Regions from separate parts of the Homo sapiens genome. Here region 2 is linked to region 1. Evidence: read pairs that join two places in POLR2A ChIA-PET (ENCODE). Cell type or tissue: GM12878. All regions are shown on one strand. Each heading gives the region's core, and the rest is flanking DNA. Links, peaks and the distances in the headings are about the cores only. Region 1 overlaps SKAP1 (src kinase associated phosphoprotein 1). Region 2 overlaps SKAP1 (src kinase associated phosphoprotein 1).

Evidence for each region. ChIA-PET counts read pairs that join two places held together with the same protein. Peaks named below come from ENCODE experiments on the same cell type or tissue, not always from the same donor. Only the 100,000 strongest peaks of a DNase experiment are listed, where the experiment ranks them.
Region 2: POLR2A ChIA-PET joins it to region 1 with 6 read pairs; 3 of 35 experiments call an interaction of 5 or more read pairs at or near these places.

What each region holds. Positions count from the first base shown.
Region 1 is chr17:48,294,564-48,297,382 of GRCh38, reverse strand. The region is part of intron 4 of SKAP1 (src kinase associated phosphoprotein 1); the gene reads left to right. The region is part of intron 1 of SKAP1-AS2 (SKAP1 antisense RNA 2); the gene reads right to left. Among named protein-coding and RNA genes, the nearest start is that of SKAP1-AS2, 1.6 kb to the right of the region's middle. In GM12878, for the core only: no CTCF peak of the experiment used is centred there; DNase peaks (open chromatin) are centred at 1,792 and 2,201; H3K4me3 peaks cover 1,298 bases; H3K27ac peaks cover 1,765 bases.
Region 2 is chr17:48,143,676-48,146,494 of GRCh38, reverse strand. The region is part of intron 11 of SKAP1 (src kinase associated phosphoprotein 1); the gene reads left to right. Among named protein-coding and RNA genes, the nearest start is that of MIR1203, 11 kb to the left of the region's middle. RefSeq lists an enhancer at 2,608-2,677. In GM12878, for the core only: no CTCF peak of the experiment used is centred there; a DNase peak (open chromatin) is centred at 1,186.

The DNA.
Region 1 (2,819 bases), core at 246-2,745:
AAGGCACTATATAAATAAATCTCAATGTTAGTAAATGTATATATTTACCCGTATCTACAAAACTTGTTGTACACAGGACTGATTCATTTATTTATATGTACTTAGTTTGTTACTTTTAGCAAAATTTGTGTCATGATAAATAGTTTAAAATAACCATGTTAACCAGGGATTAGAGAGACTGATTTATAGACTTAGAGTAGGTGAAAGAGTAAAATAAAACCACCATCTATTTAGGTCATGGAATCAAGTAAGTTTAGAAGTTCTTAAGTGAAATGTTTTTAGTCAGTCAACAACAGGGTAAGGCCTACCAAAAGGAGTGTCTATAAGGAAGTAACACAAGGATTTTTTTTAAATCTAGAAATATGTGAGTTAGGAAAATTAATGTCTAACTCCTTAGACAGAGAATGCTCCTTTCAAGTTTGATAAAGGTCATTTTCAGGACAGTCTAAGAGAGGTTACAGTTCAACTTCCACCAGCAGGCCTTCAGAAAAGGAAAAATGGCTTCAGTTTCTGAAGCTGTAGTGCTTTTTTTTTTCCTAATTAAAGATGATAAAATGCAAATGATTACCTGTATTCTGAATATTTTATAATAATATTTTCTATTTTTCTCTGAAAAAATGAGGAAGTTATCACTTTTTCCCAAGACTGGAATGGAGAGAATACCAGCCAACCATGATGCAGTGAATGTGTGCCAGTGTCTACTCCCAGCTGCTCACGTAAATCTTTCCTCACAGCAGGATTTGAACAAAAACTTACCACTTAACTGAATAGTTCAAATGCTACTGAGTAGGAAATTTTAGTTAGACCAGAATATTTGCAAACTTAAAGTAGATACATGTATTCTGGCAGCATATATGGTATTTTGAAACATCAAAACAATTTTAAAGAAATCTATGCTCTTATGCCAGTCGTGGGTATTACTTGTTTTAGGACTTTGAAAGTATTTCTTTTATACTATAGCTGTTTTTTTAAACAACAACAACCACCTTGCTTCATTTTCCTTTTTATTTTTGAGCTGTTTGCAACCTATTTTCCAATAGTGAGAAACAATGCAATTAATTTTCTCCAGCGCAGTCATGCATAGATTTAATAAGCATCCGAAGGTAGGATCCATCTGTAAAGTATGCATTGCATGCTAAATTACTTCTCTTCTGTGGTTTTTTTTTCTTTCCAAACCTTAATTAATTGAAGAAAAAAATGTTTATTAAAGTGGGAACAGGCTGGGCTCTGGCTCTCCATCTCTGGTTCAAAAGTTCATACAATTCCCTGAAGGCTCATCTGAATGTGTGTGTCTCCCTCTCACAATCTTTCTTTCTCTGTCTCTATAGTAGGGATAAATGCCTAGAAAAGGTGTATTGTTTTGTTCCCAGGATCAATTTTAATAATCTTGAGTAAACTAAGTTTTTCTATATACAGATTTGCATATATCGTATGTGTATATGCATATATGTTTTGCATATATTATATGTTTACATAAATAGTATATACACATAGACACATAAATGTGTTATGTACTCATTTTCCTAATGCTTAGAATTTTAAAAAATTGGTATATCACTCTCGGTGATATCTTTAAACAGGATGTAGATGGAGACCGGAAGTATAATTCTACAGGTGGATCTCAGACAGGAAATTAAAGGAATTACGTATGAAAAGAAGCTAGATCCTTATGGATAAATTTGTGCCAGACACAAAAATATTAAATATATCCAAATAGAGCAATGTTTACCCATAAACAGCGAAAATGGAAAAAAAAAAAAAAGAGGAAGTGACTCACTGCTATGAGAGGCTTTGGAAACTGAAGACATTTCCTGATCTGCAGCAAGCTTTCTGTGACCTAGGTGAAAAACGGCAAGCTTATTGTAAAAGAAAAAAAGTATCTTTAAAGATGGACTCAGAATTTTTTGAATCCTTTCAATTGCTTGCCTAGGATGTCATGACCTTCCTTTTCTTTTTTCAAAGTATGACTTTTTTCTCCTTATCATATGCTACAATTTTTAGGTCCCTGCTTTAAAAAGAAAGGAAATACAAGTTGTAGTTTATGTTCAAATTACTAGTTTCTCTTTTTAGTTTAAAGTACAATAAGTCTTCTTCCTTAACACAAGTAAGGTTTGCACTGTCACTTCCAGATTTAGACGTCTATGGAATCAGAAAGCAGTGCTGAACTTGACTGTGATCTTGCCCGATTGAAGTCAACTTCCTTTGCCCAGTTGCTTCGTGCAAAACATAGTGATCATATAAGAGTCTAGCAGAGGGCTTTCTACAGGTTGTTTCATTCTCTGTTTTAGACTTTTGTGCCTAAAACTACTGGTCTGTTAGTCATTTAAATTTTTACAAATAGCCATTTAAGTTGGGAAAAAATAAGCAGTACCAAAAGCTATTTTACTTTGGCATAGATGCAGCCTTTGTCATGCTGGCTCTTTTTGTCACATAGGTGTACCATCATATACCCTTACCATGTGTCAGATGAGCCATGGGGACATTCCTGGAAAGAACTTTAAGGAATCAACATTCCATATTTTCCTCTCAAAGTAACTGTTGCTACTATATATTGACATGTCCAGATTTAGGCCACTTTTGAAAACTTGTGAGTCAAATCACATGGAGGTGATGCTGAAGTATCATCACCACGTAACAGCCATAATTGATGTCTTGGGAACTTGAAGACTATACTATATAGGTCATGTACTATGTAGGGCATCTATTTATGTGTATAACATGTCATAATTTCCCCACACCCAAATTTCTGTGACTTTTGGAGGAATCTTGATAATTGCTTTCTACACAGATTTTGGTTTAGACTTCTGCGAAAACCCTGA
Region 2 (2,819 bases), core at 62-2,561, 150 kb after region 1:
TTTAAATGGAGTCTCGCTCTGTTGCCCAGGCTGGAGTGCAGTGGTGCAATCTCGGCTCACTGCAACCTCTGCCTCCTAGGTTCAAGCGATTATCCTGCCTTAGCCTCCCGAGTAGCCGGGATTACAGGTGTGCGCCACCATGCCCAGCTAATTTTTTTGTATTTTTAGTAGAGATTGAGTTTCACCATATTGGCCAGGCTGGTCTCGAACTCCTGACCTTGTGATCCACCCGCCTTAGCCTCCCAAAGTGCTGGGATTACAGGCGTGAGCCACCGTCTCCGGCCTCTCCTTCATTGTATTTTTTAAAAGCAGGGGCCTGTGTGTGGGGAGCGCGAGGATACCCACCCTGGGCCAAAGTACAGATCCAGCCCATAAAGACCATTGTATTTTTTTCCCATAGAGTGCCGGCTGGTAAACTGCAAAGGGTTCATAAACCCTTTGAGAATCTGATGAAAGTTCTGGGCCTCACCCCAGAGACGAGGCCTACGTACACATGCACACAAAATTTTACACCAGTTTCAGGGAGTTCAAAGATTCCTTCACATCCATCCACAGAGAGGCCAGGGGTTCACAGACTCTGGTTTAAGAATCTGTGCCCTGGAGGATGGTGAGTTCCTTTTGTTGGAACAGCCTAGGATTCACTGAGCCTAGAAATTGAATTCTCATCCCAAGACAGGATGGTCATTCCAGGTCATGTCTGTGCTACTCCAGGGGAGCCATGGAAGAGCTTATACAAATAGGAACCAGCAGGGAGGAGAGAAATTAAAATGTAGCAATCATGGAGTAGGGGTATTTAATCTCTTTTAAGCCTTATGATAGGCGCCTGCTGGTTTTCCCCCAATATCCCCTGACACCTACTGACAGGGTATTTGCAGCACCACACAGGGACTCAGGGCCCTGTGACAGGAGGAGCTCTGAGGAGGTCCATGATAGTCCTGAAACCATAAACAGCAATAGGAAACCACTGGAGGCAGAGTCAAGCTGTGCAACATGCCCATTGTTGGTGGCCATACTGCTTTTTGTTTATAGAATTTGCTGTTCTTTTTATGGCAGGTTTGGTAGGGTTTTTTTTTTTCCTTGTTGATGGAGATTAGCATAAATCCTTTTATGGCAGTGTGAAATCTGCCATAAACACTTTGATTGTTGCTGATGGTGAGCGCTGCGTCTATTTCAGGTTCACTCAATGCTTCATTCATCCAGACCAATAGTTTCTACAGCCATATAATGGAGTGCAAATAGCCAACTTTTATTTTTAAGACTTCTTCATGTGGGTTGTTCAAGGAGGTGGGGCAAGGTTGGTATTGAGAGAAGCAGATGTTTAGTCAAACCTAGAAATATTTATGAGGAGAACAAACCATACACTGTGCTTATTTTAGATGAAAGTTTCTAAAAAGACTTTGTGGCAAGAAGCAAGCCCTGATGGAAAGGTTTGTGGGTTTTTTTTTAATAACTTTTTATATTCTTATCTAAAACATCTTCATTGAACAATTTTGTATAATTTAAATCTTAGCCCTACCATTGAGAATATATGTAGAGTTATGGAATAGTGAGCATGTATAATTCTGAAGCCCTAACACAGTCACTTGTAGATGTGCATCCCTACCTTGAAGACAGAAACACTTCCAAATTGAGGATTTCAGGTCTCCTGGGAGCCTCTCAGCATTTTTCCAATCTTTCCAAACATCTGGGCAAAGAGAAATCAGACTTTATAGAAAACATTGATCCCAGAAATTCAGTTCTCTTTGCCATCCTAAAACTAAAACTCAAGAATCAGCAACTTAATAAAAATGCAGTAAATTAGCACCTTTAGACAGGAGCAGGGTTCATTCAGAGCTGGGGTCTGCCTGACTGAGCCAGTACTCTCTCCATTTTAATAGTTTAATAAAAATTAGCATAATTAACGAACATCTGTATGATCCAGAGTGGTGCAATTTGGCACTTGGAAACGAGGGCTTAAACATGATTGCTGTGAGTTTAATGTTGTTTTAATTCTTTTTGGCACTGTGCAGTGAAATAAACGTTTGGTGGTGATAGTTCTCGGCCGGATCTCATTTGCATTTTTCTCCCTTTGATTATGAGCAATTGTGGACTCCCCAGCAATTCATCAAAGTAGAAATTATTTTAAAATACCTCGTGGTGTTCAGACTGGGCTGGAGCAACGCATGGGGGTGGTAGTGGGAGAGAAGGTTAGAAATTTTCCATTCATGCTTTAAACATCTCAGCCCTGCAGCCCTTTTCGGGTATACAGCCAAGGGATGAAATCTGGAAAAGACAGTCAGATCCCGGGACCTGTAGGTGCTTTGATTAAGCTCCCAGGCTCCCACAGCAGGATGCATATGGTCTCTGGGACTGTGCCATCCTCCTTACACTTCTGCCTGCTCTTTTGTTTTGAAGGGCAGAGAGTTGATTTCACTCATTTCAGTTCTCATCACTGTGGCGAGGCTTCTACATCTGCAGTCGGCAGGGTCAGTGTTCCCCTGGAGCAAGAGCAGACAGACTGGGAGCCTGGCTTTTGCAGGTACCCTGCTGAGACTCATCTGCTTCCTGTTCGCACCCTCTTCGAGTTGGCAGAGAGCACCTTCCCAAGGCTTCATCCCTACTCCTGGCATTACGACTAAAGAGGGGTGCTACAAAGTGTTAGTCAAAGTTAGGAGCGTTGAACAACCCCCGGGGAGCAAATGCCTTACTGTCCCCTGCAGGTGATGCAGATGACAGCATCTGGCAGGTGGAAGACCACATTTCACACATTTCAGCAAGTTGACTTGGATCAAAAGACTCTCAGACAACACTGCCCACTCTCTGCCTGTGAGATAGCAGAA